Regions from separate parts of the Homo sapiens genome. Here all the other regions are linked to region 1. The links are chromatin loops, found by intact Hi-C in ENCODE. Cell type or tissue: mammary epithelial cell. All regions are shown on one strand.

Region 1 (8,000 bases):
GAACATCCTAGATTTTCATAAAGCTTTATAATTTATAAAAAGCATTCAGGATTTTCCAATACGTTCTCTCATTTGAGGATCCTTACTTTAGAGATGGGAGAACAGAGGGGCAGGGAAATTGAGTGTGTGATTTCTCGTTCAGAATTAGATATATGCACATACATCTTACATATCTCACACTCCCTACATTTTCTTGAGTTTAATGTGATCAGTTACACTAGTGCTGGTTTAATAACAAGCAAATAAACTGCTGACTTGTGTGTTTCTGTTACAGTATTTATGAACAATGCGTTAAAACACTGCCATTCTCCTTTTTTTTAATTTATACTTTTGGATAACCTTCAAAATGTAGAAATAGCACCTTCAGATCTGTGTTTTGTTCAATCTGATATGCATGTTCATTGTTTTATATACATAATACATATATTGAGAGAGTGAGAGAGCTATTCCTTTCCATGATACTGTTGTGAAAAGTAGTTCTAGGCCAGGTATGGTGGCTCATGCCTGTATTCCCAGTACTTTGGGAGGCCGAGGTGGGTGGATCACTTGAGTCCAGGAGTTTAAGACCAGCCTGGGCAATGTGGCAAAACTTTGTCTCTCCAAAAAAATACAAAAACTAGCCAGGTGTGGTGGCATGCACCTGTAGTCCCAGCTACTTGGGAGGCTGAGGTGGGAGAATCACTTGAGCCCAGGAGGTTGAGGCTGCAGTGAGCTGTAATTAAGCCACTACACTCCAGCCTAGACAACGGTGAGACCCCGTCTCTCTACCACCAAAAAAAAAAAAAAAAAAAAAAAGGTTCTATCTACAAAAACTCAAATTTGCTACTTTATATATTTACTTATTTTCTAATAATTTTTAAAATGTAACTCATGGACCGGGCATGGTGGCTTATGCTTGTAATCCCAGGACTTTGGGAGGCTGAGGCGGGTGGATCACGAGGTCAGGAGATCAAGACCATCCTGGCCAACATGGTGAAACACCGTCTCTACTAAAAATACAAAAATTAGCTGGGTGTGGTGGCGGGCACCTGTAGTCCCAGCTACTGGAGAGGCTGAGGCAGAAGAATCGCTTGAACCTGGGAGGCAGAGGTTGCAGTGAGCCGAGATTGCACCACTGCACTCCAGCCTGGGGTAACAAAGCGAGACTCCGTCTCAAAAACAAAAAACAAAACAAAAAAAACAGTGACTCATTATTGCTTGTTTTAAATTAAAGCACTAAGCTCTGTAAAAATATCTTTGTGCAACAACAAAGGAAAAATAAACTCTAGGAAAGAAGAGAAGCAATGAAAGCTAAAATTAGGTTAATCAATATTTTCAACTTATGCATGAAAAAAGTTTGAATAGATGGATAGCTGCAAGTCATAATGAAATAATTATAGAATCTGTGATGGGTAGTATGGGTATTCTCTACACTGTTTCCATTTTTCTAGATATTTGAAAGTTTCATAAGACTATCCTTTTAATACTAAAAGCTCAACGGTTTTCTCTTTAACTTTATAAGCCTTAATCTTTTAATAATTAGATATTTTTATTTTCTTTCTAGGACTCTCAGCATGTCAGTTCTGTAACCCAAAACCAAAGTAAGTAAATTTGAAACTGCTTATTGGATTGGAGAACAAAGCATAGCTTTTACTGTTTAACGTAAAAACATTAGTAAAAAATGCCCCAGCAGAGATGAGGCCTTCCTATGTTGAAAGAATAGGAAAGGAGAACAAATATAAAACTATTCTTTATGTGGGATTTAAAATTGTTGACCAGGCGCAGTGGCTCATGCCTGTAATCCCAGCACTTTGGGAGTCCAAGGCAGTTGGATCGCTTGAGCCTAGGAGTTGAAGACCAGCCTGGGCAACATGGTGAAACCCTGTCTCTACAAAATTAGAAAAATTAGCTGGGCTTGGAGTCATGTGCCTGTGGTCCCAGCTACTTGGGAGGCTGAGGTGGGAGGATCACTTGAGCCTAGGAAGTAGAGGTTGCAGTGAGCCAAGATTGTGGCACTGCACTCCAGCCTGGGAGACAGCACAGATCCTGTCTCAAACAAACAAAAACCAAAATAAGATTGTTGCAAAGAGTTAATAAAGATGTTTTAGTGAAATACTAAACAAATGCAGTGTGGTATTACTGACACATAGTAGCTGTACCAAATGTGACTCTCACAGCTAGGAATTGTATACAACAGTAGATTGGAGTGTGTCATTCTTGTGTTTTAAAAAACAAAACTAAGAAATTTTTATAAGGAATATGACATACAGTTTGTCTAGCCCCACTATATTTGTTTGCCATGTAATTCTTTTTCAGCCTGAGGGTTAAATCTGCCCTGCAGCTAGTTTTTGTAAATAAAGTTTTATTGGGACATAGCTGCACCCATTTATCTAGTATTCTACAAAGTATAGCACAAAAAACCTAAAATATTTATTGTCTGGCCTCTGTAGATAAAATTTGCTGTTCCCTGCTGTAGAGATACTGAATAAGATCTTGCAAAGAAGTCATAACTAAAATTTCCCCAAAATGCAGATAAATAAACCCGACTATATTGCTACAGTATTGTATGAGTAGCTAGGTAAAATTAACTGAAATGGATGGCTGCTTGGGAAGATTGGGAAATCTTTTTTCTCCACATCTTGGCAGCTAGCCCAGACCAGTGGAGTGTGCACAGGTCTGAAGGCAGAACACCAGCTCAGCCGTGGGTGGGGTTGCTATGCACCACTCTGCCCCCACCTTCGGTCTGCTTGGGTTGCTGGTCATGCAGGTGGCATGTCTTTCACGGGGTTGCTCATGGTTTGTTTTATTGCTAACTCATGGTTTAGAAAGAACCTTTAGTCCATTAAACCATTTGATTTCCCCTTTTAGCAAAATATAGTTGAAGATGAACTGATAAGCACTTTCTTGGCCAGGGATGGATCATCCTCTTGCCCTATGCAGTAATGTGGGTCAATTCCTTGTTACTCTGATGAGAAATTGTCCAACATTGGTGGGTCTCCTGGAGGTCCTGGCTCACCAGCTGCTTACCCCCACATCTTTTATGCTGCTGTCACTTTATTCTGCTATTCCGGCAGCCTTATTTATCTTTGTGAGAATGTGACCTGAAAAAGAGGGATCTAGTTTGTTGCATGTAGGATGAAGAGGATGGTGGGGTATGGATGGATATAGCTTTCAGTGAAGAGAAGACAAACATTTCTTAAAGTATGCCCAGCAAGTCAACTCTGATTTCTTCAACACTTGATCTTATGGTACTGGTACATAGGTTTTAGAGTCTCTGGAGAGGGGAGGTAGGGGGATTTTACTTGGATGCCCTAGTGTTATATGTCCACAATTGCAAAACCCAGACCCTGTGGAATTTAGAACCCAGGCAAGATGATCGTGTGGAGTCCCTGTGAATGGTCTGAAGAGGAGGGGCCTCTGCCCCTCTCGTTTGGAGTCTTGGTCCTAGCTTTCTAGACAGAGGGGAGGCCATTTGAAAATATCATATAAGAGCTGCTGCCACCATGAGGGCAAAGTGACTAATTGCAAATATGCAAGGGTCTCCACATGACATTTGTGGGAAATGTCATTCAGCCCTGCCTAAAAGGTACCCATGTTTCTTTTTCACTTCCAATTCTGTTTCAGGTCCCTATTACCTCATGTCTAGACAAATGCAGCTGCCTCCACACGTAACATTTCCTGCTCCCTTCTAAGTTATGCCAGGTAGCACTACCAGAGTAATCCTTCTGAGGAATCACTGTGTCATGTTCCTGTTTAGATCATTGATGTGTCTCATAGCCCAGCAAATACAGTCATAACTTCCCATCCTGGCCTTCAGAGCCCTCTGAAATCTGCTTCCGCCTGTTTCAGTGCTGTCCAGCACAGATTCTGCACCTCAGCCCTGCCCTTTCCAAACTCAGACCCTCTTCTTCTTGTTTGTTCCCACTGTCCTCTCTCTCTTGCCAGCATCACTCTGCCAGAATCTTGGCTGTCCTTTGTGATACAATTCATTTTGTTCTTTCTTTAATTTGCTGCCTTTGGTATTACCAAGAGAGCAACCATTCTGTGATTTCCCAGGGCAGTTAATTTATGTATTGACTTGTGTACTTAATCTCACAGTGCCTTGGATTATAGATATTTATGGACCCGTTTCATGTCCCTCAGTCAACAGTGAGCTCTCTGAGGACAGGGCCAAATGCCTTAAACATGTTGGTATCTATGAGGTAGTCTATAAATAGCTGCTGAATGAATGAATTGCAGGTGGGGAGTTGAATAATGAAGGGACAGGTGGGATGGAGAGCACCTAGGACAGAGCTGTCTAAAGAGAGTGATAACAAATCACTAATATCTTTGTAAAGTCACATGGGACCCAGGGCGCTGGGAGCATAGCCCTGGCAGAGTGCTTCCATGTGGGCCTCCACCCCTGTCAAGGACAGGGAGGTCTTCCAACAGGTAGGTAAGTTCCTGGCGTCATAGGTAGGGTATGCTGCAAGCAATGATTTTCAGTGTTTTTGGCCTATTGAGAGGTTTTTGATTCTGAACCAAGCATTCTCTCTAGAAGTAACATAAATGTCATCTTATAATGCTAAGATTGTACCAAGTGCAGTGTGTTTAGGTAAAAACTGGGGACCGACATAAAAGAACTCACAACTAAGGATCTTGTAAATATGTGTCATTGTGCTGCTTTGATGTTTCTCTCCCCCACAGAACAATATGATACATCTTCAAAAACTCACTCAAATTCTCAGCAAGGAACGTCATCGTAAGTGAAATGCTTTTTGTGTATTAAAATTTTGTAGTATGAAATTGTAATGTCTCATGTCAATGCATTGCTTAGATTTTTCTGCCTTTATGTAATGACATTAATAAGACTGCTGCATTCTAAAGGGAAGAAAGGGCCCACATTAATTTTTTTTGCTTGTTTGTTTGAGATGGGGTCTTAACTCTGTTGCCCAGGTGGGAGTGCAGTGGCATGATCTCGGCTCACTGCAATCTCTGCCTCCCGGGCTCAAGCGATTCTCATGCGTCAGCCTCCTGAGTAGTTGGGACTACAGGTGCCCACCACCATGCCTGACTAATTTTTGTATTTTTAGTGTAGAGAGGGTTTCACCATATTGGCCAGGCTAGTCTCGAACTCCTGACCTCAAGTGATCCGCCTGCCTCAGCCTCCCAAAGTGTTGGGATTACAGGCGTAAGCCACTGCACCTGGCCTAATATTTGGATTAAGTCCCCCTGTTGAAGGTCTATGTACCATTGGAGAGTTTGGTAAAAGGTCTTCTTGAGGGGGAAAAAGGGTTTTTGAGCCATTATTTACATTTTAACTCTGGGAATAGAAGGCCTTTGCTTTTAAGATGTCATTCTTTAATAGCTTTAGCTGTTAGAAACAAGTTTTGGGGGATGTGCACAATTGAAGATTTTCCGCCCTTTTTTGGCCTAATTTACTAATAAAGAGCTAATCTTATTGCCCAGCTATTCTTTATTAAGGCCAGTAAGTCCAGAAATATTTTGGGTTATGGGAACGTTTTAGACTGCATATTAAAGATTTTTAAATTGGCATTTTGACCCAATTTGTCATTTCTTGATGGTATTGAACTCTTACTACTTTACTTTCATATGACAGGAGCTGGTCATAGGGACTAAGTGAGGAGGCCTTCCTCCAGTATCTGATCTGTCACTAACTCTGTGTTGCTAGTCTCAGGATTTCAGGTGGCCCAGGAGTTTAAGCTCCAACTTTCCTTTAGTTTTAGGCACAATATTTGTTCCATGTATTTTGGAAGGTGGGGATTGCTATGGATTATTTAAAAAACTATATATTGAGCTGGAGAGGTTATTTTATCTCCTCGCCATGACTAAATGTGGGTCTGGGTTAAGTGTTTGTTTCCCAAGTGCCAATTCCTTAATGTACTTTGTGAAATGAAGGGAAAAGGAACAAGAAGACGAGGTGTTTTTGTTTTTTTGGTCTGAAAGATGGGTTTTGTGCATGTGGTAAGAATGTATTTTATTTGTGATACTGGTAGATGATGAGGTTTTTGTTTTTGTTGTTTTTAATGCCTTTTGCTGGGAAAGTAAAATGTTACCTTTTGTTATTCCCTTTTTTTTTTTTTTTTTTTTTTGGAGACAGGGTCTTGCTCTGTCACCCAGGCTGGAGTACAGAGGACTACAGACTACAGGGACACACCCGGCTTTTTTTTTTTTTTTTTTTTTGGTAGAGGTGGGGTCTCCCTTTGTTGCCCAGGCTGGTCTCCAAGTCCTGGGCTAAAGCAGTTCTCCTGCCTCAGCCTCCCAAAGTGCTGAGATTACAGATGTGAGCTTCCACACTTAGCCTCTTTTTTTCTTTTTCTTTTTCTTTTTGGAGACAAGGTTGCTTTGTTGCCTAGGTTGGAGTGCAGTGGCTCTTCACAAACCCAAATAGCACACTGCAGCCTCAAACTTCTGGGCTCAAATAATTCTTTACCTCAGCCTCCTGAGTAGCTAGGACTACAGGCACAGGCTACTATGATGCCCGGCTCCCCTTCCCTTTTGCCTTTCACCTTTTCTTTTTTTCCTTTTTAATTTTTACATATTTATGTTTTAACATATTTTTAGAGACAGGGTCTCACTATGTTGCCCAGGCTTGTCTTAAAACTGCTGGGCTCAAGTGATCCTCCTGCCGCAGCTTCCTGAGTAACTGGATTACCAGCACACACCACCACACTTCCTTTATGTTTTTGGAAATTTTACTGGCTGCTAAATTCTAAGACTGTAGACTCACTGACATGGATTACATTTAAGGAAGGAGGAGGTTTGTTAAACCAGTTGATGGCTGGTAAGGAGTAGAATCTGCAGATCAAGGACCACAACTGTAAGAATTCTGTAGAAGCTCTGTAATCTCCCCAGGGTTTTACACCAGGTATTTCTTTGTGATGGTTGGTTGTCAAGCCCTGTAGACCATAAAAGGCCCTGACCATTGTCTTTGGGGCAGCCAGGAAGGGACGTTAAAGCCTGGGTATCCCAACTGACTGTAAGCATAGAGGGGAGGAGCTCTCCCAGGAGTAGAGTGGGTGGAGCAATTGCACCGAAGTTGGGTAGTGACTGTGTCTCTCGCCTGTGGATAGAGGAAGAAAGGCAGCTGGGTCTGATCTACGCCTGACAGGTAGCCTCAGACTGAGCAGGCAAAAGTCACACCCTACCACTCCAATTTCCATCAGCTTTCAGACTTTCAGAGACAGACCATTCCTGTGATGACACTGCTCAGTGAAATGAGTGGTTTTCTTGATAGCAGTGTTAAACCACTCAAATCAGAGGTGCCTGAAAGTAGCTAACAAGTATATCTTGTGACACGTAGTGTTTGCTTTATAAAAACTATTAATTTAGTACATATAAAATTATCTAGGAAAGAATATTTGTGATGATCCTAATAGATTTACAGAAGGTAGAAGTAGGACCTAGTGGAAGGGAGGAGAGGTAAGAGTAACACAGAAGAGAAGTGATACTGAGGCCGAGTAGATAATGAGGGTTGTGTGGACTTGGTGATTATGTGGGGGGTAGACGTGGTGGTATTGATAAGTGCCAGAATGAAATGTATCCTTGGGAAAAAGGAATGACTTTTATGAACTCACTTTTAATGGAGATTAGAAGAAAGTGGTGTCCCAAATTAATTGGCAAATTGCAGTTGTTTCAGATTTTGTGTGGCAAATCTCTTAGTGCTCGCGGGTTGATTTGATCTATTGTCAGCATTAGGCTTCTTTGACATGCAGTTAAGCTATTTGAGTGGCACATAGAGTGCTGGGGAGATATTCTAATGCATTTTGAATATCAGAAAAAAATTATTAATTGCAGGGTCATTTACACTTTGATTTAAAAAACCAATCTAGGTCTTAATGCTTTTTCTTTCAGAGTTATGAGGACTTGGGAATCCTTAGACAAGTGGAATAGGACATATAAGAGTATAAAAGAGAGGCCCAGTAGTAAAGGATAAGCTTGCGAGTGGTCTGTATTAACTCAGATATGGTTAGGGGGTAGCAACGTGGTAGAAGGATGTAGTTGTGAAATTAAATGTAATG
Region 2 (8,000 bases), 55 kb before region 1:
CTCCCAGAAAGGTTTTAGGTAGGTGAATAACAAGATCAGGTTTATGATTTTTAGAAAAATCAGTGACGCAGCTTTGTGGAGATGGACAACCCAGAAAGAGGAGCCTCTCGGGGCCACATTCCAAATGAGAAGTGAAGTCCATTTTATTTGAATGTTGGATGCTTCATAGATTTAATACCCAAAACATTTTTTAAAAGTTGGGGAATGAATTAAAGGAAGAAAGCATTAAGAAAAAGACTTTAAGCTTGCTTGTCTACATTCTTAGTTTGTAACTGTAGGATTTTTAATTTTTGTGGCTGTCATGAGAGACTTTCACCAGCCTCATTATTTTGCAGGTATGAGATGTGGTCCTTCAGGGTCAGTTGATAGTGTGACATGAGTGGCCTGGTAATGAGGCCAGCACTCTGGTTGATCCTAGTACAGACCAGAAGAGCAGGAGAAGAGCCAACACGTATCCACATTTCTGATTGGTGCCAAATGAGCAGTGCCAATGAGGCACTGTGCAGCTGTGCTCACCAGGGGCCTTTACAACTAAAGGGGAGACATAAATAACTAGTCAGGTGACAGACTTTATCTCAGGTTAAAAAAATTGGTTTATCTCTGTTGCCATTGTGGAGGGTAATTTCTGTATATCCCCTTGCTTGACTGCTGGTAAGCACTTGACATCAGTCTCAGGGACTGAATTTTCTGAAATTTGTCAGTAACATCAATACGCTGACATTGCATATAACATAAAGACATGTTTTATTAACCCCTAGCTGTAGATTGCCAGACTTTTGAGGTGAGAAGTGATTTTTTTTCACTGGTGTGGTTTGTGTAATTGTTCTATATACGTGCTGGCCTTGCTCACTCAGTACTAGTTTTTTATTTTTAAAATATGTTTGGAAGATGAGAGGCTTGGTGTGCTGCACATGGGAATACATTAGCTCATCTGTCTCCTCTCCCTCTGTCATGCTACTTTTCTGTTGGAGCTATGTATGTCCAACCACACAGTTTTCCTTACTCCCTTAAAAACCAATTGATGAGGAAGACAAGTTCTTGTGTTTTTCTATCTGTAAGGTAAAAAATACCTCTCAAAATAGACTTATGAGATCTATTAAGAGAAACAAAATGGGTTATATTAACTACCCCAGTTAAGAAACATCAGCTACTGGTGTTTGAATGTTAGAACATATTCTCTAATATGGCAGCAAGTATCTGCTTTTTTTCTCTCTCTCCCCTCCCCCATCCCCCCTTTTTTTGAGACGGCTTCTTGCTCCATCGCTGAGGCTGGAGTGCAGGGTGTGACCTGGGCTCGCTGTAACCTCTGCCTCTCAGGCTCAAGTGATCCTCCCATCTCAGCTTCCCAAGTAGTTGGGACTACAGGAGTGTGCCACCATGCCCAGCTAATTTGAGATTCTGCTTTACGCAGATGGATCTAAAATTACTTGCTAACAGTCTAAGACTGAGTTCAGAACCCAAAATCAGTTTTCAGAGCTTCTAATGAGAGTTACTGCAAAAATGATTAACACTCCAGTATTTCTTTATCCCCAGTCTGATGTTGCTATAGTATATGAGGCTCTTTTAGTTTTTAATCAGAACTTTTATACAAATAATAGATGCTTTCTCATTGTGAAAAGAATTTAAAAACAACGTTAACAAAATGCTCCCCAAACCACATCACCACTTAACATTCTGCACCCTAATCCCATGCTGCTTGGTGGTAGGTTGTTTTTGTTTTGAGATGGAGTCTTGCTCTGTCACCCAGGCTGGAGTGCAGTGGCGCGTTCTCAGCTCACTGCAACCTCCACCTCCTGGGTTCAAGCAGTTCTCCTGAGTCAGCCTTCTGAGTAGCTGGGATTACAGGCACACACCACCACACCCGGCCAATGTTTTGTATTTTTAGTGGAGATGGGGTTTCACCATGTTCGCCAGGCTAGTCTTGAACTCCTGACCTCAAGTGATCTGCCCGCCTCGGCCTCCCAAAGTGCTGAGATTACAGGCATGAACCACTGCTCTCGGCCCTGCTTGGTAGGTTTTTGTGAAATGTATCCTTTCAGACCTTTGCTACATATTAATAGGCATACAGAAGTACCTGGCAAGTTCATTTTGAAAGGTAAATTAACATGTCTCTCCTTAGAATTGATGTGACTTTTTAGTCACGTTTGCCCAAGTGTAGAGTCGTTCTCAATTTAAAACTTGCAGGATGCATTTAAGATATGCAAAATATCTTACTGGCTCTGAGTCCTGGAGAGTGTTTATGATGGGTACCAAGAATGTAAATTTCACTGTCATGTATCACCCTCCTAGAGAATGGCAAGAAGTTATGTGGGCAGTGTTTTCAAGGTTGATTTAATTTTGCAAAATGGGGTCACATAAAACTTTAAAAATAAATACTATAATAAATTATAATAAGACTGAGCCTTCTGTGGCAAACAGAAGTGAGTAGCAGAGAGTGCTAATGCATTGAGATAATCCCCTGGGGGCTCTTCCAGGAAAACAACTGACATCGTGCTGTTTTGTCATTGTAGTTGGCTGATATTTTTAATATGAAATCAGATTGTAAGACTTTGTTTTAGGATTAAGTCTCTGATTACTTTCTTTATAAATTTTAAGAATGTTATTCATGTTAGTTATTGAGAGTGAAAACCCTGGGACGATTTAGCTGAGTGATTTTTATTATGAGAAAGTCTCTTACAAATTCTTTCACATGGATGGAGAGACGAAAAAAATCTCCCTTCTTTGAAGCAACATTTTATCCTGCCTTCAGACATGGAGTCACTTTGATTTCTCATGTTTAAATTGTATTTGGAAGTCAAACTAGTATTGTGCTTGGAGGTATGTTGATGCTTTTTCATAAAGCCAATGTGTGAAAAATGTTTCCCGCATGTTAGATGGTAGGAATAGGGGAATGTGGAAACAAAAGGCCAAAAGATGGACTTAGAAAGTTGAGATGTGGCTTTTAAAATGAAAAAGTCACTTACATGGTGTGGAAGAACCCTAGCATCCTGTCTTTTTGCCTCCCTGTTTGTGACAGATCTCTATCTCACCATCCTCTAAGCTGGGATTGCCGAACTTTTGTGTTTATTTGTTGCTCTATCCTTTGTACATTCAAATCAGAATGGCATAGTGCTTCTAAACAGTAATAAGACTTAATCCTTTCCAGAGTTAATGTACACTGTTGATTTTAGGATTTTCCCTTTCCTTCCTGCCAGATGTCTCCATCCTTATGAAGATAAATATATAGGAGAAATCACACTCTGTCATCCAAGAGAGAGTTAAAAATTTAAACTCGAATTCTAGAGAGTTGGTGACATGTATCAGAGGAAGGCCTATGTGAAGTGACCAGTCAAGGGTGATAAATGGGTAGTCAGCTGTGCACAGCCAGCCCTGTGGGCCGTGAGTTGCCATGGAAGCACCGAATGGCATTCAGCAATCCCGCATGACTAACCTAGTTTAGCAGCAGGGCCCATGGGCTCCAGCCTGGGAGAAGGTGCTTACAGCCAGATGATACCAGAGCCAACACACTGCCCCACGTCTCATGCCCAACTTGGGCCTTTCTGTTACTATCTTTTCCTCATCCACATATGCTATTTCCTTTTTTAGTGTGAAGGAAAGAGAAAAAGGAATCACTCTCACTAATCCTTACAGAGTTGTGATTTCTTACATTTTACCACAATATTTTAAACACATCCATCCCTACCCCCAAGAAGCATTTGAAAAGTCAGTAAATGTGCCCTGACAGGCCCCAGCATGGGGTTGACTAAATGACTGTATTGAGGGGCTGAACAGGCAGCTCTGAATTCCTCAGGATTTTCACCACCTTTCTGAAAGTGAGAGCATTCTGGCACGTTTTAGCTTTCCAAAGCTTCATTCAAGCTCTTGTGCTGAGTTAGTGGATTCGGTCAGTGAAACGTCTGTGGCACAGTCCCCCTTTCATGGCTTGAGTGTTTATGTTCTGCAGGTGAGTTTTCACATGTGACTGATCTCACCAGGCACTGGACACTGAAGCCTGTGGTTCTCCCCATTTCTAGTTCACTTAACTAAAATACAAATGTGGAGGAGGTGGCTTGATGAATTCTGTAGAGATCTTTTGATACATCAGGTTGAACCTCAAAGATGGTGGACAGTAGTATATGATCTGAAGGCAAGAACTTGGCTACTGAAAGGAGAATTATTTCCCTATTTAAATAGATTTTTGCAGACTTCCAGTAGAACTCATGGTGTCTGTGGAGTGGTCAGACTTTGCATCCTCCTTCCCAGGGGCACATCAGAGGCTCTGAAACAAGAATTGTAACACAGTTTTTATATTTATTTATTTATTTATTTTTGAGATGGAGTCTCGCTCTGTAGCCCAGGTTGAAGTGCAGTGGCGCGATCTCGGCTCACTGCAGCCGAGATCTAGCGATTCTCCTGCCTCAGCCTCCCAAGTAGCTGGGATTACAAGCACGTGCCACTACGCCCGGTTAATTTTTGTATTTTTAGTAGAGACAGGGTTTCGCCATGTGGGCCAGGCTGGTCTCAAACCCCTGACGACCTCAGGTGATCCTCCCACCTCGGCCTCCCAAAGTGCTGGGATTACAGATGTGAGCCACTGTGACCGGCCCACAGTTTTTATAACTGAAAGAGCAGCTTCATGCCATTGGCCATCCTTCTCTCAAAGGGGTCCTCTGTTAGGTCGTTCCTCAAGGACAGGCCTGTGTGGATCAGTTTAACCAAACATCAATTTTGTGGCTCTGAGATGACCCTGCTGGCGGAGATGATACTAAATTGTTGATGTGTACCTTTTTGAGACTAAAGAAATATGAGTGGTTATAAGTTAGCACACTTTAGCACACCTTCTTTGTCTTCACTGCTTTATTTAACGCAGCCTGACAGCTTTGCTAGCAGAACTGTGGCTGAGAGTATAAGCTTTCTTGCCAGGCATTGGTGAATGTTCAGGTCTACCATTTGTGAGCAAGTCAATCCCCTCACCCTTTTTTTTTTTTTTTAATTGAGACAGACTTTGACACTTGTTGCCCAGGCTGGAGTACAGTGGCGCAATCTCGGCTCACAGCAACAACCTCTGCCTTCCAGGTTCAAACAGTTCTCCTGCCTCAGCCTCCGTAGTAGCTGGGATTACAGGCGCCTGCCACCACACCCAGCTAATTTTTTGTATTTTTAGTAGAGACATAGGGTTTCACTATGTTGGCCAGGCTGGTCTCAAACTCCCAACCTCAGGCGATCCACCCTCCTCAGCCCCCCAAAGTGCTGGGATTACAGGCGTGAGCCACCATGCCCTGCTTTTTTTTTTTTTTTTTTTTTTGAGATGGAGTCTTGCTTTGTTACCTAGGCTGGAGTGCAGTGGCATGATCTCGGCTCAGTGCAACCTCTACCTCCCGGGTTCAAGTGATTCTCCTGCCTCAGCCTCCTGAGTAGCTGGGATTACAGGTGTGCGCCACCACGCCCAGCTAATATTTTGTATTTTTAGTAGCCACAGGGTTTCACCACGTTGGCCAAGCTGGTCTCGAACTCCTGACCTCAAGTGATCCGCCCACCTTGGCCTCCCAAATTGCTGAGATTACAGGCGTGAGCCACCCCACCTGGCCGCAAGTCAATCTCTGAGCTAGCTTTCGTTCAGTTGGAAAATGGGGTTAATAATCCCACTCTCACAGGGTTGTTGTGAAAATTAAATAGAAAACTGATGTGATAGTGCCAAAATCAGTGTTGACTAACATGTTAAGTGATGTCATTCCTTGGCCAGGCTGCTGCTGCTGTTATCATTGCTTTTGTATTTTGGTAAGCCCCAAAAAGGATGTGCTGTCTTTTACCCCTGGAGATCCCTTGGAAACTTGTTCAACATACAAGCCTTGGGGCCCATGTCAGGCCTACTGCCTTAGAAACTCTGTAGGTCTCTGTGATCTGTGTTTTGACAAACCCTCCAGCTAACTGACTCAGGTTTGAGAACCTCTTAGCTAATGCAAAGTACCATCTAAAATCAGCTAAGGAGAACTTGTAACTCACTATATTCTATTCGGAACAGTGGGAAAGAATGGCCAGGCTGATGTTGGGATACATTTTTCCTTAACACAGGACTGGAAAAAAAAAAAGACACCTTTATTAAAGTGACAGTTAACTTATAGTTATTGAAAGGTGATTATTGACAGCTGGGCGTGGTGGCTCACGCCTATAATCTCAACACTTTAGGAGACTGAGGTGGGTGGATCACTTGAGGTCAGGAGTTTGAGACCCGTGTGGCCAACTTGGTGAAACCCTGTCTCTACTAAAAATACAAAAATTAGCCAGGCGTGGTGTCGGGTGCATCTAATGCTATCTACTCGGGAGGCTGAGACAGGAGAATCACTTGAACCCAGGAGGCAGAGGTTGCAGTGAGCTGAGATCACTGCACTCCAGCCTGGGCGACAGAGCGAGACTCCATCTGGAAAAAAAAAAAAAAAAAAGTTGCTACAGAGTTTGTGAATCATGTAGGGTATTTGCCGCCTCCTAAAATTCCCTCATTAAAAAATTTTCCCATCTGCCCCTTCCTTGCTTACACCTTGGTTTAAACAGTGATGTGTATAGGCTCAACAAAGGTTTACTCATGGTATGAATAGTGGGTTTATTTTTAAAATTTCATATTCCTTTATCTCAAAATGGAACCAAGAAAAAGAAAATATTCACAAAAGATTTGCCTGGGAGCTTTTAACAGATCATTCCCTAAGCCATTGCAAATTTGCAGCAAGAAACCAGAAAGCTATTTAATGTGACTGGCAAAACAATTTAGTTGCAAGGAGAAAGGAGGCAACCCAGAGCAGGGGCTCAAAGCCTACCTCTACTCTGTGAACTTCCTGCCTCTTCGGTCTTCCTCTGCCCTGCCCAGGAGCTTTTGTGAGTTCCACCCAAGAGGGAGTTGTTGGACAGTGTGGGGAGAGCAAGTGTCTTTCACAAAGCCTGGACCTCATAAAACTCATCCTACCAGTGATATCCATGATGTCTTTTTTCACCTCACTACTTATAGGGCTTTTAGTTGAAGGGTGATGGTGAATCATAAAAAGAAAATTTGTCTCGAAATAGGTGTAGAATTACATGTCTGCCGATAAAATCTTAACGTGGGTTTAAAAAAATTTTTTTGACACTAATGAAGTAAAACCTTAATTAACTAGAATCCTTAATTTAATAGGATTTCCTCCCTGTGGGAGAATTCTTGATTTTAGAATCACATAGTAATAAACCAGTGTTAGGAATTCTGTGAAAGAATGGCTTAATTGTGTTCTTCTGGTTATTTCTGTGGCAATTTTCAGTATTTTGGAATGAAAATCTGGAAGTATGGGAGAAACCCAACTGATGCTGAAATAAGGCTAATACAAGGCTGAGTTGATTGATTTAAAAATATTTTAGTAATGTAACTTCGTTAAAGGAAAATTGAGTGTGTGGAATTGATGAGAAAATTGAGGACTCTGAGCAGCCTGTTAGTTGAGGTGTAACTGTTCACACCCTCCCTTTTGGATCCTGGACTGAGAATTGCCATTTGGAGTTCCCTTCTCTGAGACAAAGGTAGCATTTATTTAGAAGGGGCGGAGCTCTGCCCTGTGAAGCGGAGCCTAAGGCTGTGAACACTGACTGGCTATAGGGGCTCTGCTGTTTTAAGTGGCATATCAGAGAGGGGAGAACTCCCTTGGTGGTGAGAATAGCCAAGCAGACAAGCACATGCCCATGGTAAGCTTTCCCCACCCGCTCACCCATAGGCCTGTCTTGACTGCTGCAAGGTGCATGCACTGGATAGTTTGGGAGAATAGAAGCTTAGATGCTCAGAGGATGGTTGCCTGCTTAGCTCCTCCCTGCAAAAACTGGCTCAAAGTGGCTATAAAACAAGTTTGAAGGAAAAAGTGATTTCCTAATCAGCCTGCTTACTTGGCTTCTATGGTTATATGCTAATGGCATATGATCTTTTGAACCAACAAGAGGAATTACCAAAATGATAAAATAATTGAAGGAATTGAGTGTCATCAAGTCCAGTGTGCTACTGCCAACTGGAAGTAAGT
Region 3 (8,000 bases), 190 kb before region 1:
TTGTAGAAGGAATGTTTTATATAGAGGAAAATGCTCATCTTTTTATAATTAAGATTAATACTAAAATTAAAATGAACAGTAAAACACATTACACTTTACAGACATTTGCCATCCAGGACGACTTAAGATCCTTAACATTGTCAACACAAAAAAATACATGGCCTCTGCCACTTCCCCACATGTATTTTAAAATAATACAATTTTCTAGAAGGTGGATGTCCAAAAGAGATCTGGTTTTTCTCACAATGACTATTTCAGTATATCCTTTTGAAATATCAAATTCTTTCTACAATTTCTTCCCCTCTCTCTCCCTCTTTCCCTCTATTTCTATCTCTATCTCTATTGATGTCTCTATACCTATCTCTATTGCTATCTCTATTCATCTTTTTCCCCCCTGCTTTGCTGGCGTCCTACACACATCTTTCTATTAGGTAAGGCTTCACCCATCTCTTCTATGCCAGAAAGTAAGCAAGTATCCTTTTAATTGGTTAAGAGAGCATTGCTGCCACCTAGTGTTAACACTAAAGCACAAGAAGGAATGCAAAAGATCAACACCTAACACAGAAACAATAATAGTGTGGTAACTTTACAGTCATTTACTATGTTTTGAGTACTGGTGAATGTATTTCATATACATTGTCTCAATTATCACACAATAAATGCTACTATTAATTTAGTGGTGGGATTTTAGGAATATTAGAGAAGAAAAAATGGAGGCACCTCAACCACGAATAACTTTTCTAAGGTTACAGGATTTGAACCCAGACTGCCTTATTCTAATTTTTGTGCCGTCCTCATCACACTGCACTACATATTCTCCCAGGACTATAATTAGGGCAAGGTTTTAGATTACACATTTGAAAACAGTTACGCAACTACCCTTTTCAAATATAATTTCTCATGACATACATGTATATATGTATGTGTATCGTCATTCTCATTTCAAAAAGTGACATTTTCTTTCTTTTAACTTAATGTGTAAATCACAAATGCAGCTTACAGTTTTCTAATGACTATTATAAAACTCTCTAGTAATGACACCAATTCTAGGATAACGACAAAACAACACATCTGCAAAAACTTTAAAATCACCAAATAACGGCCCTAAATATTCTCCACCCTTCTGTACTAGTTTCTAATTGTCTCACCTGTCTGGCCACTCCTTTGCTTATTTCTCTCATTCTTCTCGCCCTTAAATTTATGTCTTCCCGTAGTCCATTTGTTCTGCCTCAGTACTCTCAGTGGCTCTGTTCTCACTAATGTAACTATCATTTCTCCTTGGATGGGTCCCAAATCTGATTCTCTAGCCAGCCTTGGCTTCTCTCCTAGATGCGTATCCGTTTGTGGGAACTTCCTACTGGACTATCTTGTTCAGAAGAAAATTTCAACATAACCAAAATGTAATTCATCTCCTACTCCCTAAATCATCTCCTCTGTCTATCTTTTCTATTTCTGGGAATGGCCCATGAGTCTCCTATGAGCCAGGCTTAGAGGACTGGAGTCATTTTTAAAGTATATTGCTGGCCACCTACTCCATGCTAGCCATCATTCTTAGCCACTTTACATGGCATCTGACCCTCACAGATTAAGGGGGAAGAAACTAATACTTTCCCTAGTACAGTTAAGGGGGAAAAATGTTTAAAGGGCTCTAAAATGGCCAGACACAGCGGCTCATTCCTGTAATCCCAGCACTTTGGGGGGTCAAGGTGGGTGGATTGCTTGAGTTCAGGAGTTCAAGACCAGCCTGAGCAACATGGCAAAACCCCATCTCTACAAAATATACAAAAATTAGCAGGGTGTGGTGGCACGTACCTGTAGTTCCAGCTACTCAGAAGGCTGAGGTGGGAGGATTGCTTGAGCCTGGGAGGTGGAGGTTGCAGTGAGCTGAGATCGTACCACTGCACTCCAGCCTGGGTGAATGAGTGAGACTCTGTCTCAAAAAAGAAAAAAAACATACATACATAAAGGGCTATAAAAGTGACTTGTTTATGATTACACAACTAGTAAGTTGTAGAGCCAGATTTGAACCCAGGTCAGTTTTACTCCTGAGCTACCTCCTTTAAGTTCTCTGGATTCTCTCACCCAGCCACAGTTCCTGTATCCACAAAACTCCCATTGTATCCTTACAAAAACATTCATCCACTCACCCATTTTGGTTGCTCTAGAGTGGGTTTCTATACCTTAGACACATTATTGCATGACCAAAACAGACAATAATGGCTGCAGCTAGTGGTAGACTTCTCTACTCTTCTTAGAGGCAGAAGTCACAATCTCCAGGTGCCCTGTTCCTTGGGAGACAAAGCAGGTCAGAATCCATTCTCCTGTTCCAAGATATAGCATGTGATTTACAGCCTAGGATCCTCTGCAGAGCTGGAGTAGTGGGAATCCCTGGCTGGTTCTCAGGCTGGCACCACCAAACCTGCATCTGCCACGGAGCAGCTTATACCAGGAAAGCTCAGCCCCTGACAACTACATTTGAATTCCTCCCTCAGGCAAGCACAAAGCATTAGTTCTAAGTATAGGAAAAAAAAGTATTTCCTTACATATCTTAATACATGAGACCTTTAGGCTGTTACAACGTCACCCTATAAAGTACTAATTAAAGCAAAGGATTTACCTGCTTCAGTTCAATTGAAGTTTCAATTTCATGCTGACTTATAATGTTGCTTTAAAAGTATATCACAGAGGCCAGCCAAAGTGGCTCACGCCTGTAATCCCAGCACATTAGGAAGCCAAGGTGGGTAGATCACTTGAGGCCAGGGGATCAAGACCAGCCTGGCCAACATGGTGAAACCCCGTCTCTACTAAAAATACAAAAATTAGCCAGGTGTGATGGCACGTGCCTGTAGTCCCAGCTACTTGGGAAGCTGAGACACAAGAATCGCTTGAGCCCAGGAGGCAGAGGTTGCAGTGAGCCGAGATCATGCCACTGGCCCCCAGTCTGGGTGACAGAGCAAGTATCTGTCTCTAAATAAATAAAAATATATCATTGGGCCAGGTGCTGGGGCTCACACCTGTAATCCCAGCACTTTGGGAGGCCAACGTGGGCAGATGGCTTGAGCCCAGGAGTTCGAGACCAGGCTGGGCAACATGGTAAAACCCTTCTCTATTTTTTTAAATAAATAATTAAAAGAATAAAAAGAGTATATCATTAGTTTGAAACTAGGAGAAATTAGAAAACTGAGATAAGATCTCTAATTATAAATATTATTTTTGAGTCACATTTTATTGGCTTTTAAAATATATTATAAATGGAACACCTATAATCCCCACTACTCAGCAGACTGAGGCGAGAGAATTGTTTGAGCCCAGGAGTTCCAGGAGGTGGTGCTCTATGATCGCACCTGTGAACAGCCACTGCCCTTCAGCCTGGGCAACATAGCAAGTCCCTGTCTCTAAAAGTAAAAATAAAAATTTAAAATCCCATTCAACTGAACTCTTCCTGAGGAAATGGAGGCCAGAACAAGAGGCCGAGTGCTCTGATAGAAAGTCTAATCACGAAATTCAAGAAATCTGAACCTGCCAGGCACAGTGGCTCATACCTGTAATCCCAGCACTTTGGGAGACTGAGGTGGGAGGATCACTTGAGCCCAGGAGGTCAAGGCTGCAGTGAGCCACGATTGTGCCACTGTACCTGGTCAACAGACTGAGAGTGAGACCCTGTCTCAAAAATAAATACAGAACTTCTCTCGCTGAAGCACTGACCTCCTAATGATAAATCTGTCTGAGGATTTTACTCAATTTTTTTTTGTCTGCTCGCTCCTCTAAAACAAATTATTAATTCTTTCTCAGCTTCTTAGTTTCAAAGTACCAACAATAAGTCAAAGGACACCCCTGCAGTTCATTAGTAGACATTGCAATCTCTGTGCTTTTAATTATATATTGCACATTTGAGAAATGAAAAAAGAGATAAAATAATGCCAGAAATCCCCACAGAACCAAGAGTTGTAGAAAGAAAGACAAAATAAATAAAATAATAACATTTAAAAATTAAAATAATGCCAGAACAAGCTTACGTCTATCCCAATGTTAAGGAAAGTCTCTAAAATGTATTTAAGTAGTCTTATAGAGTCTACTCAGTTTCTAAATCTGGTATTCCATTCTAAATTTCAGGCAGTGCCAGGCACAGTGGCTCACTCCTGTGATCCCAGCACTTTCAAGAGGCAGTGGTGGACAGATTGCTGAAGTCCAGGAGTTTGAGACCTGCCTGGGAAATATGAGACCTTGTCTCTACAGAAAATCTAAAAATATATACATATTAGCCAAACATGGTGGTGCCTGCCTGTAGTCCCAGCTACTCAGGAGGCTGAGGTGGGAAGATCACTTGAGCCTGAGAGACAGAAGTTGCTGTGAGCCAAGATAGTGCCTCTGCAGTCCAGCATGGGAAATAGAGCGAGCCCCTGTCTCAAATAAATAAAATTTCATGAAACTGGACATGTTCAGAATAATACTTCAAATTCCAGAAAATGCTTTACATTTTGCAAAGTGTGAGTCTTTAAAAGAAGACTTGAAACCCCACAAGCAGAGTGTGACAATTAATGACTTTGTAGTAAGTTTCATTAAAAACTAGTACTGGTCTTACAACTCTAGCCAAAATGTAGGTGTGATAGGCAGCTTTTTTTTTTTTTCTGAGACTGAGTCTCACTCTGCCGCCCAGGCTGGAGTGCAGTGGCACAATTTCAGCTCACTGCAACCTCCGCCTCCTGGGTTCAAGCAACTCTCCTCCCTCAGCCTCCCGTGTAGCTGGGACTACAGGCGCCTGCCACACCTGGCTAATTTTTGTATTTTTAGTAGAGACAGGGTTTCACCATGTTGGCCAGGCTGGTCTTGAACTCCTGACCTCAAATGATCCACCCACCTCAGCCTCCCAAATTGCTGGGATTACAGGAGTGAGCCACCGCACCTGGCAGTAGGCAGAATTCTAAGATGGTTCCTGTTACTGGGAGATTTGTATCCCTGGTCCCCAAAATTAATGTGTTGAGATCCTAAACCCCAGTATCTCAGACTGTGACTTTATTTGAAGATAGGGCCTTTCAAAGAGGTAATTAGGGTAAAATAAGGTCACAGGGGTGGGTCCTAATCCAATATGACTGGTGTTCTTATAAAACAAGATTAGGACACAGAAATGCAAGAGCAAAGACCATGTGCATTACAAAAAGGCCAGACCCCTCTTTCTCTGGCCAGGTTGGTTAAGACACACACTCTTGCCCTGACCTTGGCTCCCTCCATGGTTTTGGAATCTAAAGCTGGTGAGTCGAAGAAGCAGGGAGAGTAGAGAAGCTGCCCGCCCATGATGCCTGAAATCAGGCTGGACTTCAACACCAGGATAAAGGCATGCCATAGCTAACAGCACAGTGAGGGAGTCAGATGCATGGGCCCTGCTACCAAACTGCCTGGGTTTGGATCCCTGCACCACCTCTGACAAGCTATGTATCTGATGCTAGATATCCTAGCAACAGACAGGTAAATCTTGGACATTACAATTTTCCTCAACACAGCAGAGTGAGCTGTTCAAATTGTAAGCCAGATCATGTCTGTCTGCTCAAATCCTGCAGTGGTTCCTTTTTTTTTTTTTTTTTGACATGGAATCTTGCCCTGTCACCCAGGCTGGAGTGCAGCAGTGCAATCTCGGCTCACCACAACCTCTGTCTCCTGGGTTCAAGTGATTCTCGCGCTTCAGCCTCCCAAGTAGCTGGGGTTACAGGCACATGCCACCACACCCGGCTAATTTTTGTATTTTTAGTACAGATGGGGTTTCACCATGTTGGCCAGGCTGGTCTCGAACTGACTTCAAGTGAGCCACCTGCCTCGGCCTCCCAAAGTGCTGGGAATACAGGCATAAGCCACTGAGCCCGGCCAATGGTTCTCTTTTCATTCAGAGAAAACAACCGAAGTCCTCACAGTGACCCACAGATCATATCTGATCTCTTCTCTCTGTCTCTCTCACTCACACTCACACACACAGCTTTTATTTATTTTTATTTATTTATTTTTTATTTTTTGAGACGGAGTCTCTATCTGTCGCCCAGGCTGGAGTCCAGTGGCGCGATCTCGGCTCACTGCAAGCTCCACCTCTCAGGTTCACACTGTTTTCCTGCCTCAGCCTCCCAAGTAGCTGGGACTACAGGCACCCGCCACCGCACCCGGCTAATTTTTTTTTTGTATTTTTAGTAGAGATGGGGTTTCACCATGTTAGCCAGGATGGTCTCGATTTCCTGACCTCGTGATCTGCCCGCCTCGGCCTCCCAAAGTGCTGGGATTACAGGCGTGAGCAACCGCGCCCGGCCACACACAGCTTTTATAACCTCCACTCATACCAATCTTCATTTGCTTGCTCTGCTTTTCCCTCCATGACCTTCGTGCTCTTTCTTAAGCCTGCCCAGCATACTCCCACCTGCTATGGGTTGAATTGTGTCCCCTAAAAAGATATGTTGAAGTCCTAACTCCCTATACATGCTATACATGTGAATGTGACCTTGTTTAAAAATAGGGTCTTTGCAAATGACCATCTAATCAGGCCAACTTTGCAGGTGACCTCATCTAATCAGGTTTAGAATAGGCCCTAAATCTAATCTCTAGTGTACTTATGACACATATAGATACACAGAAAGAACACCATGTGACCATAGAGGCGAGCCTGGAGCAATGTGTCCACAAGCCAAGGAATGCTAGGGGTTGCTCACAAGGATCAGAAGGTAAAAGAAATAAGGAATTACTCCAGGTGTGGTGGCTCATGCCTGTAATCTCAGCACTTTGGGAGGCCAAAGCGAAAGGATTGTTTGAGCTCAGGAATTCAAGACCAGCCTGGGCAACGTAGTGAAACCCCATCTCTTTTACAAAAAAATTAAAAATTAGCTGGGCATGGTGGTATGCACCTGTTCCCAGCTACTCAGAAGGCTGAGGCAGGGGGATCTCTTGAGCCCAGAAGATCAAGGCTGCAGTGAGCTATGATCGTGCCACTGCAACTCCAACCTGGGCAACAGAATGAGACTCTCAAAAAAAAAAAAAAAAAAAAAAAAGAAAGAAAGAAAGAAAAAAAAGGGAATGAACAGACTCTCTTCAGAGCCTCCAAAAAAGCACCAATACTGCTGACACCTTGATTTCAGACTTATAGCCTCCAGGACTGGGAGAGAACAAATTTCCATTGTGAATCCCCCAGCGTGGTACCTTGGGAAACTAATACACCACCACCTGCCTTTACCTTAGCTGTTCCTACTACCTGCAACATCCATCTTCCAAACATCCAGATAACTTGCCCACCTCCGTCAAGGCTTTGCCAAGTACCCTTTTCAAAACTGCTGCTTCTGACACCTGTGCTGACAACCCCCTTACCCTGCTCTAATCTATTTCAGCACTTATCACCTTCTAACATCCTATAGTTTATTATGTTTATTGTTTTGATCATCATCTATTGTTAGAATTTGAGCTCCGTAATCATATGGAATCTTTATTTCTTTCACTGAGGACCCTGTATGCCAAACAGTGTAATAAAAAAAAATAAAGAACAGTGAATATCATGAAAGACAAGACAGTGGTTACCTTTGAAGGGAGAGAGGGGGCTGTGATTTGGAAGGTACATGGTGGCTTCTGACTTGCAGGCAGTGTTCTATTTCTTAACCTGGTTAGCAGCTTTAGAGATAATTGCCTTCTCATTATTTGTTAAACTGTACATTTATGTTTATGCATCTTTCCTTGTGTGCTATTTTCACAAGAAAAGGAAGCCTCAAGAATTTTCACATTTCTTCCATGAGGAAAGGGAGATTTATTGCTTTAAAATATTGTTTATAAAAATGTTGTAAGTGGCCAGGCCCGGTGGCTTGGCTCACGCCTGTAATCCTAGCACTTTGGGAGGCCGAGGCCGGTGGATCACGAGGTCAAGAGATCGAGACCATCCTGGACAACATGATGAAACCCCCTATCTACTAAAAAATATAAAAATTAGCTGGGTGTGGTGGTGCACACCTGTAGACCCAGTGTCCCCGTAATCAGTCGGTTCTTGG
Region 4 (8,000 bases), 600 kb before region 1:
CTTCCCTAAGTAAATATCTGATGCTTGGGCATCCTGTATGAATAGAATACACATTCCCTATTCTTCTTGCCAAATAAAAATATTCCTCTATCCTTGTTAGTTCTGCAGCAAAATGGTTTCAGTGTCTAGGCTTTGGAGCTAGACTCCGTGAGTTCAAATTCTTGCACCATCATACATGTGAGCTCTATGACCTTGGCAAGTCACTTGATTTCAGTAGGCCTTAGTTTTCGTATTTGTAAAGTGAGAATAATTTTTGCTTATTTCCCAGGGTGGAGATTAAATGAGATAATTAATGTAAAATATTTAACAAAGTTCTGGGAGCATAGCAGGTGCTCAATAACGGTATATGTTCTCCTGATCTAAAATTACCATGGTGGATGAAATTTCCCAAGGTGACCTTGATTTTTAAAAAATTTGGACTCACTGTAGGACTGTATGTTTTGCTTTTGGGTTTGGGAAATATGCTGACAATACCTATTACTTCTGGAAATGAAGGCACCCAAAAACTGTAATTTAAAAATGAATGGTATGTATGAGGGGTGTTAAAGCAAACTAAATATGGCCTGAGAAGGACTCCGTAATTCTATATTTGAGTCCTTGTGGATGAACTGTAACCTAGCTTAATAGTCAGACAAAATTGAAAACCTAACTTAGTAGTATGCACCTGTGACAAGAGCTGAGTGTTAGCCAATCCCAGTGGCCATACTTCAACCATTCATAGACTGCTGAATGTTCAAACTGCGTTCAAATAAGGCAAACGCTGAGTTGTAACCAATCTCACTGTTTCTGTACCTCACTTCCGATTCCTGTACGTCACTTTTTTTGTCTATAAATTTGTTCTCACCAGAAGGCACCCCTGGAGTCTCTGTGAATCTGCTGTGATTCTGAGGACTGCCTGATTTGCGAATCGTTCATTGCTCAATTAAACTCCTTTAAATTTAATTTGGCTGAAGTTTTTCTTTTATCAGGGGTGTCCTAGTAAGTTATTATTTGTTCAGTCGATCTTAACTCCTTATGCTAGATTAATTTATCTGCACACAGAAAAGCAAATTTTAAAAGGTCTCTCGTATATTCTAGGTAGTTATTCTAGATCCTTTTCTTTATTGCATTTCCCTTTCTCCATTTGTTTTTAGATTTAATTTGGGCTGTCTTTACTTTGTCCTGGATTCTAGAATCTACTCCACTTTGAAATTGGCTTCTGGCTGCTTCAGATGTGATAACCTTCAGGACAGCCTTTCTGTCATTTTGGGCCTTAGCACATTTAGCTCACCCTCCCCCTTCACTCCTACCCTGCCTGGAAGGAAGCCCTATGGTTAGGAAACCCCACTTCCTCATGCTTTTCTCTTTAGTTCTAAGAATCTCCCTGTGAATGGTTGCTATGGTTGATGAAGACACAGATAGTTTTATCAGCATCCCTGCTTGCCTGGAGGTTTTTAAATTGTTAATGTTTTAAAAAAAGAGCATGTATATGTGTTTGTGGTCCCTTCTACCTTTCTTTTTCCAATACCCAAGAGAAGGTAAAGTCTTAAGCCTTTCTTTCCTGAGAGACAGCCCAGCCATCTCCTACCCCACATGATTTCCACTGGGAATATTAAAGGCACTGTAATATCTAGGAAGGAGAGAAATTTCAGGGCAGGGAGGTTTTCCCTATGCTCCTATACCTTCAGCTTCTATGTAAGATGAAAGTAGACCTTAAAAGTTTAGGCATTGGGATATCATCTGTCAGTAGATGGAACTTGCAACTTCTCTTTCCAAGTTCTCTGGCTTCTTTCTCCATGCAGCTTAGTAATGGACATGTAGCCTATACCAGCTATTCACTAGATTTAAAATCCTTATTTCAGATCAACAAGAGGATGCAGCGAGGTACAATCTTCCATGTTTGTGAGTAGGGAGAAGGAGTATTTCACCAGAAAGGGGCAGTGGAAGTCTGGCAGGACAGCAGTACTCTGGGTCCACATGGACAGCATGTTCAGAGCAAGAATCCAGGGAAACTCTAGGTAAACAATGCAACACTCAGCCTCCTTGGAACAGGAGGGGACTGGCGTTCCACATGGGCTGAGATAAGGCAGAAGGCCATGGTCAGGAGAAGGGAAAAGAGCTGGAGGGGATATCTGTATGAGAAGACTTAAAACCTGGAGCTAAGGGAGTGTGAATACTGGGATCCATGACTGGCTTGTTCTTTGTCACCATTACTCTAACTTCAAAAATGCTTCACGGCTGGGCGTGGTGGCTCACACCCGTAATCCCAGCACTTTGGGAGGCTGAGGCGGGCGGATCACGAGGTCAAGAGATTGAGACCATCCTGGCCAACATGGAAACCCCGTCTCTACTGAAAATACAAAAAACTAGCTGGCCGTGGTGGCGGGTGCCTGCAGTCCCAGCTACTCAGGAGGCTGAGGCAGGAGAATGGCGTGAACCTGGGAGGCGGAGCTTGCAGTGAGCTGAGATCGTGCCACTGCACTCCAGCCTGGGCGACAGAGAGAGACTCCGTCTCAAAAAAAAAAAAAAAAAAAAAAAAAAAAAAAAAAAAAAGCTTCACATATTTTATGTATCAATAACTAAATATTTGCTCACTTTTCCTTAAGTTGATCTTGATTCAATCTTAAGGAGTTGGATAACCCGAGCTTATTTCATGGTGTCTTCCCTAAGAAACCTTGGCCTTTTGGTTTATATTAGAATTAAGGTCCAGAAAAAACTAACACAATTTCTTAGAAGTCCAACAAATCACTTCAGACAGAGCCAGACTTTTCAGGGCTGCTCCAACAAGTTTAGGGTATACCTCCAACATGAGGCCTAAAGCGAGTTTGGCTTGGGTTGAGGATGTAGTCCATAAAACAATGATGTTTAATGATATGGTAAGATGGGAGGCATTTATTTACATAGCTGTTATTAAAGGTACTATAACCAATTTATTGGTATTTTAAATGTTTTATTATGGAGAATTTTAAACATACTCAAAAGTAGATAAAATAGTATCATGAATTCCCAGATAACCATCCAGTACCAAGCCCATGGCCAATCTGGCCTATCCACACCTCCATCTATCCCTTCCCTTGAGACTATTTTGAAGGAAATCCTAGATATCATATAATTTCCCTTATAAATATTTCAGGATGAATCTCTAAAATGCAATAGCTTGTCTTTATAACAAAACTAACACAACTGAAATATCATTATCACATCTAAAAATAATTCCTTAATAATATCAAACATTTAGTGTCGACATTTTAATTGTCTCATAAATATTACAAATAGGGGTTTTCCATGGTGCTTATTTAATCAGCATCCAAACAAAGATGAGATATGGTAAATTATTATTGTATTTTAAATATCTTTTAATTTTCATGTTCCATTTTCCTCTCCCTTTTTCCCCCTCTTGCAATGTATTTGTTGAAAAAATGTGCTTTTATGTCCTATGAACTTTCTCAGTCTGAGTTTGACTGACTGATTACATCTCCTTGGTATTTTAACATGTTTGTCCATCCTTTGGGTTTTCTGAAAATTGCTAGCTAAATCTAGAGTCATCATCGGATCCAGGCTGAATTTTTTTGCATATATTAATTTTTACCCAAAAAAACTATAAGAATAATCTCAAGTTTTACCAAAAACTTATTAACACATTTTTTCTATAATTCATGCCAGAAGATATTACATAAACATCAAAAATTTGAAATTTAAAAGTGAACAAAGGGCTTCATTTTTGTGGAAAACAACATACACACTCCATTAACCAAAAATAAACACAAGAAAAGTTCAAAAAAGCCCAAATGCTATAGGGACAACAACTTCAAATTAACCCAAGGATCTAAATAATGCAAAACCTGATATTAGCTACATGCTTTCCAGCCATTAAAATAGAGACTTAGATGTTGAAAACTCTATTTTTGATTCAGAGACGAGCTTTGTGCCCCGGGTTTTGGTTCAGTTTGCCTCAGCTACCACTAGAGGGAGGCCAATATGCATTTGAAAAACCCAAACATAAAAAATTGGCCTGAACCTGGAAGATTTCCATTTTTAAGTTCTTTTTAAAATATCAAACATAGTTCTTATTCAATATTACATATCATTTATTTTGTGTTTTACTAGGAAGCTTCACACTAAATTAATTTTGTATTTGGAATCTGCCTATAATGCAAAGGAAAAATACAGCCCTTTTGTGGCCTATACAAAGTACATGATACAACAGGTACCCCTGAAGTCCTCCTTCACCCCAGATCTTTTCAAGGCATTGAAAGGTACAAGAATACAAGGGGACTATGTCATGGTGACTAGGTTAAGTTTTTTTAGAGATTCTAAGTGCTTTTTAAGAATGCAGTACCCCAACTCCCTTACAAATTACAATTTTAAAGCAATAAACTATAAAACAAGCATAAAGAAATCCAACAAATTTCTATTTTCCGATGACAATTAATTTTTTCTGGTGAGTTAGAGGAGAAATATTTAATTCCCCCCCCACCCAACAAAAAACATTACTCAATACTCCTTTGCTGGAGGGCTAAGCACACGCTTAGTCAGCTTTATAGATAATCCAGATAATCCAGTTCTGCCTCCCATCCTGCAAATAATTAGCTAAAATGTCGGCACTAACTAATCTCTCTTTTGCCACAAAATATGCACATTCCTTATAATGCTTATGCTTTACATTAACCTAGCTCTTTAAGATTTATAACTCATTTTCACATGCTATTTCATTCTATCCTCAAAACTTTATTTTTATGGGAGAGTATTTTTCCTGCTTTATAAGAAACCAACACTCCAAACAATAAAAATTTGTTTACAAAGTTTAGTTATATTTCACATAAACAGGACTCAAATTCAGTGCTTCTAACTTCTAAAACTCAGGTACTTTATGGTTCTACTGATGAGGCTATTGTCAGGAATTTCACTTCCCCTATGAACAATCCTGTTTCTCATTGTCAATGCCTGGAAGATTCTAAAAGCATCAAAGTCACACTTATGCTTTCCATTTCCGTAGACTTGGCAAGGAACTATGCGGGCATGCACTGAATGGCCAGTCTCAGTGCCAAATGGAAAACCTATCCTCAGGCTCCTTGGCTCTGCCAGGTCAGAAGACTCAGAGCACACACTACACTGCAGCTGTTGAGGCCATGGGAAGTAGGACCAATGGAGTGCAGCCCTATGAGGCATATAGAAGGTGCTGAGGTTGGAGTTTTTCATGGCAATAACAAATGTACCTATGATCACTGATCACAGACATCTTTCCCAGCTGGTGGGGGCAGTGGCAAGTCTAAGCCATAAAACCCAGCAGAAATAAAATCTGTCCAGGGCTAAGTGGTGTGCTGATGATTTTTTAACAACCAGCTCTTCTGGAAAGGAGGAAAGAAAGCCCTGGTTTGTAGTTTGCCAAAACTCCCACCATGGCCAATTTCGAGTGTACCAAGCAAGCATCATATCATTAAATATGAAGTTGAGAAGATACGCTAACAATCAGCACTTGCACTCCACTCCTCAGTCCCTATGCCTAGAGCACCCCACTCTGGCTGTGCAAATATTAGGAGCAGGGTTGATTAGAAAACCCTCCATTCCATACCACTATGGAATCTATGGATGGATTTTCCATGAGCACAACTGGCTTCTTGGACCATCCCTTACTTCTCTTCAAGGGTAAAGAATTTATTTATCTAATTGGTGTGTTAGGGAGAAGCAACTGAGCATGCTGAGCTAAGCTCCTTTCTGCCCTTTCTCTCAGGGATCTGTCTGCCTGAAGACAATGTGCTTTCTGTTTTGGCTGCTGTCATGAGATAAAAGTCAGTGGCCTTATGCCACAGTTTTCAGGACAGTCCTGGCATTTCATCCCTTCGACTCTCAAAAGTGTCTTGGTTTGCACAACAAATTATGTGTCACTTTATGTAAAAGGGACTAACCCTGCAGAGCAAGGCCTGGCAGGCAACCAGAAAAATGGCTATTTCTGGTGCAGTCCTAGGAAACCTACTGTTACCACACAACTGAGCCACATTCTTCAATATCACTTTTATTGATAATAAACCTGACATTTTGATCTTCATCGGTTTGATTATTTTATCTAACTCTAGTTATATGCCAAACACAAGGAGTAACAACAGAGCCATCATTTTGGAGACTCTTAAAACTTCATCAAACTGAGTGCCCTGAAAAGTGACTGGTTGTGGCTTTTAGATAAGAAGAAAGTGGAAGTCCACACACACAGAAACAAAGGAGACTAGGATCATTAAGACAATTATCCACAAGCTCCCAAATCTACATTAAGAAAACAAAATACTAAAAATTTTTAGTGAGAGTTGACTCATAACAGCACTGCTATAATAAGAATTTAGAATTAAATTGAGGTGGCTTTATAAACCGTGGGTCACCACCACAAATATGTAGGGTACACCACTCTGTTGCTGCCTAAGCGTATTTAAGCTAGCTACCACTAGAGGGACCCTAATCGCCAAACATCATTTATAGCTAACCTTAACAGCCCTTTTCCTTTCCTTCAGACCCTTGTTTATCTGTATAGATGTAGTTGTGGAACACCAAAGTGGCACTCAAAGAAAGTAAAATAACAAAGTTCTTAATATTTGTGAAGTACTGAAACATGCACTGTTTCAGACTGTGTCTCCAAATTAACCTCTCTTCTTAAAGCTCACCTGACCATAGGTTTAGTTCAAATGTGGAATGGATCATTTGCTTTTTAAAAGCCACATCCAATTATAGAGAATCATAAGTTAATATTCACATCCTTTTGCGATTACAATTGTGTTAAATGAAATACTTCTTTCAAGCAAGTAAGCCATTACTATGCTTTCAAACTCCTCCCAAAATCAGTGTCTGGGGAGTAAGGAGTATGCAAACCTCAGGATAACACACACAGAGACACACACTCATATAGAGCACAGGATAAAAAGTTATACAAAAGGAAAAGTAGCTTTATATTCCAGATTATCACAATCAAACAGTTCAGAGGAGATTTACACTGCCCTGGACCTGCCTAACTTTAACTACCAGCAGCTAAGTTGCAAGCACACCAGGAACCTTGACTTCAGTGCATGACCAAAAACAGGGTGGGGAGTAACACAGCAAGAACATTTCCAGACAATTCTGCTGATGCACTTGTTGGTTCGGTTATTTTCTTGCCAGGGCCACACATACACACCCATAGGCAGTGCCTCCAGGTCACGAAACACACTGGAAATGTGTATATTGTTCAGTCAATATCAATTAGACAAAAAGACAAACCATATAATGCACTATCCAAAGAGGATTTGTTTTTTGCTTTAATCGTTGATTTTGCTTGCTTGCTATAGCTAAGACAACTAGTCACCTACACAACATCTATTCTCTTCTTTTTCCTTAATGATAGAACTTTAAGAACTTTAATTTTATTCCAAGTAGTGATGTATCCAGCTAAAGGACTGCATTTGCCAATCTCTCCTGCAGATAGGGATGGTTGGTAAACAGTAAGTGGGCCTTTAGAGAAAGCTCCTTAAGACAAACAGCTGAAGTATGTCTTTTTGTCCTTTCTGCTTCCTCCCTGATTAGAAGACATATATGATGTCTGTCTGGGATCCCAGCAACCATCTTGGACCACGTGAAAACCTTGGGGATGGAAATCACATGCTATGGATGGCGAAGAAAACTAAAAGCGCCTGAGTCACTGATACCACTTTAGAGCTACCATATAAGCCTCTCTTAAGCCTTCCTTTTATGAAAGAAATATAAAATTCCATCTTGCTGAATTCCTATCTGTGTTACTAGCAATTGAACAACTGATTTGCCAGCCATCTGAATTACCCAGATTGTCTGATAATTGGTCAATACCCACTTCATTTTAGGATATAGAAATAAAGCTTCAAAACTGGCCATAATAGCTATGGTGATTTGATCCTCAAAACTAAAAATTAGGTCACACAATAAGAATAGTCTGAATCCACTTATGGGAGAAGCAGATCAGCTTATTTGAAATCGGGTTGTGCTAGAATACCCAGATCATATGATTCTATTTTCAGTTATTAAGTTCA

The links. A loop is a pair of places that touch in the nucleus more often than their neighbours do. Peaks named below come from ENCODE experiments on the same cell type or tissue, not always from the same donor. Only the 100,000 strongest peaks of a DNase experiment are listed, where the experiment ranks them.
Region 2: it touches region 1 in a loop (2.3-fold over the local background); 10 of 110 quality-filtered maps call a loop at or near these places.
Region 3: a loop joins it to region 1, with 13 times the contacts of the local background. A loop is called at or near these places in 4 of 110 quality-filtered maps.
Region 4: a loop joins it to region 1, with 19 times the contacts of the local background. A loop is called at or near these places in 11 of 110 quality-filtered maps.

The regions. Positions count from the first base shown.
Region 1 is chr4:87,090,250-87,098,249 of GRCh38, forward strand. It overlaps AFF1 (ALF transcription elongation factor 1), which reads left to right. Exons shown (of 21, transcript NM_001166693.3): 7 at 1,544-1,580; 8 at 4,666-4,720. Among named protein-coding and RNA genes, the nearest start is that of KLHL8, 130 kb to the right of the region's middle. In mammary epithelial cell, a CTCF peak has its summit at 3,494 (motif pointing left); DNase peaks (open chromatin) are centred at 2,682 and 3,682; H3K27ac peaks cover 2,403 bases.
Region 2 is chr4:87,035,610-87,043,609 of GRCh38, forward strand. All of the region lies in intron 2 of AFF1 (ALF transcription elongation factor 1), which reads left to right. Among named protein-coding and RNA genes, the nearest start is that of AFF1, 100 kb to the left of the region's middle. RefSeq lists enhancers at 1,339-1,839, 1,840-2,340, 3,494-4,245 and a silencer at 3,326-3,475. In mammary epithelial cell, no CTCF peak of the experiment used is centred here; a DNase peak (open chromatin) is centred at 3,412; H3K27ac peaks cover 2,230 bases.
Region 3 is chr4:86,895,424-86,903,423 of GRCh38, forward strand. It overlaps a transcript of C4orf36 not described here. Among named protein-coding and RNA genes, the nearest start is that of C4orf36, 7.0 kb to the left of the region's middle. In mammary epithelial cell, CTCF peaks have their summits at 518 (motif pointing left) and 3,335 (motif pointing right); a DNase peak (open chromatin) is centred at 498.
Region 4 is chr4:86,492,349-86,500,348 of GRCh38, forward strand. It overlaps a transcript of MAPK10 not described here. Among named protein-coding and RNA genes, the nearest start is that of MIR4452, 46 kb to the right of the region's middle. RefSeq lists an enhancer at 6,326-6,435. In mammary epithelial cell, CTCF peaks have their summits at 3,931 (motif pointing right) and 6,416 (motif pointing right); a DNase peak (open chromatin) is centred at 4,493; H3K27ac peaks cover 907 bases.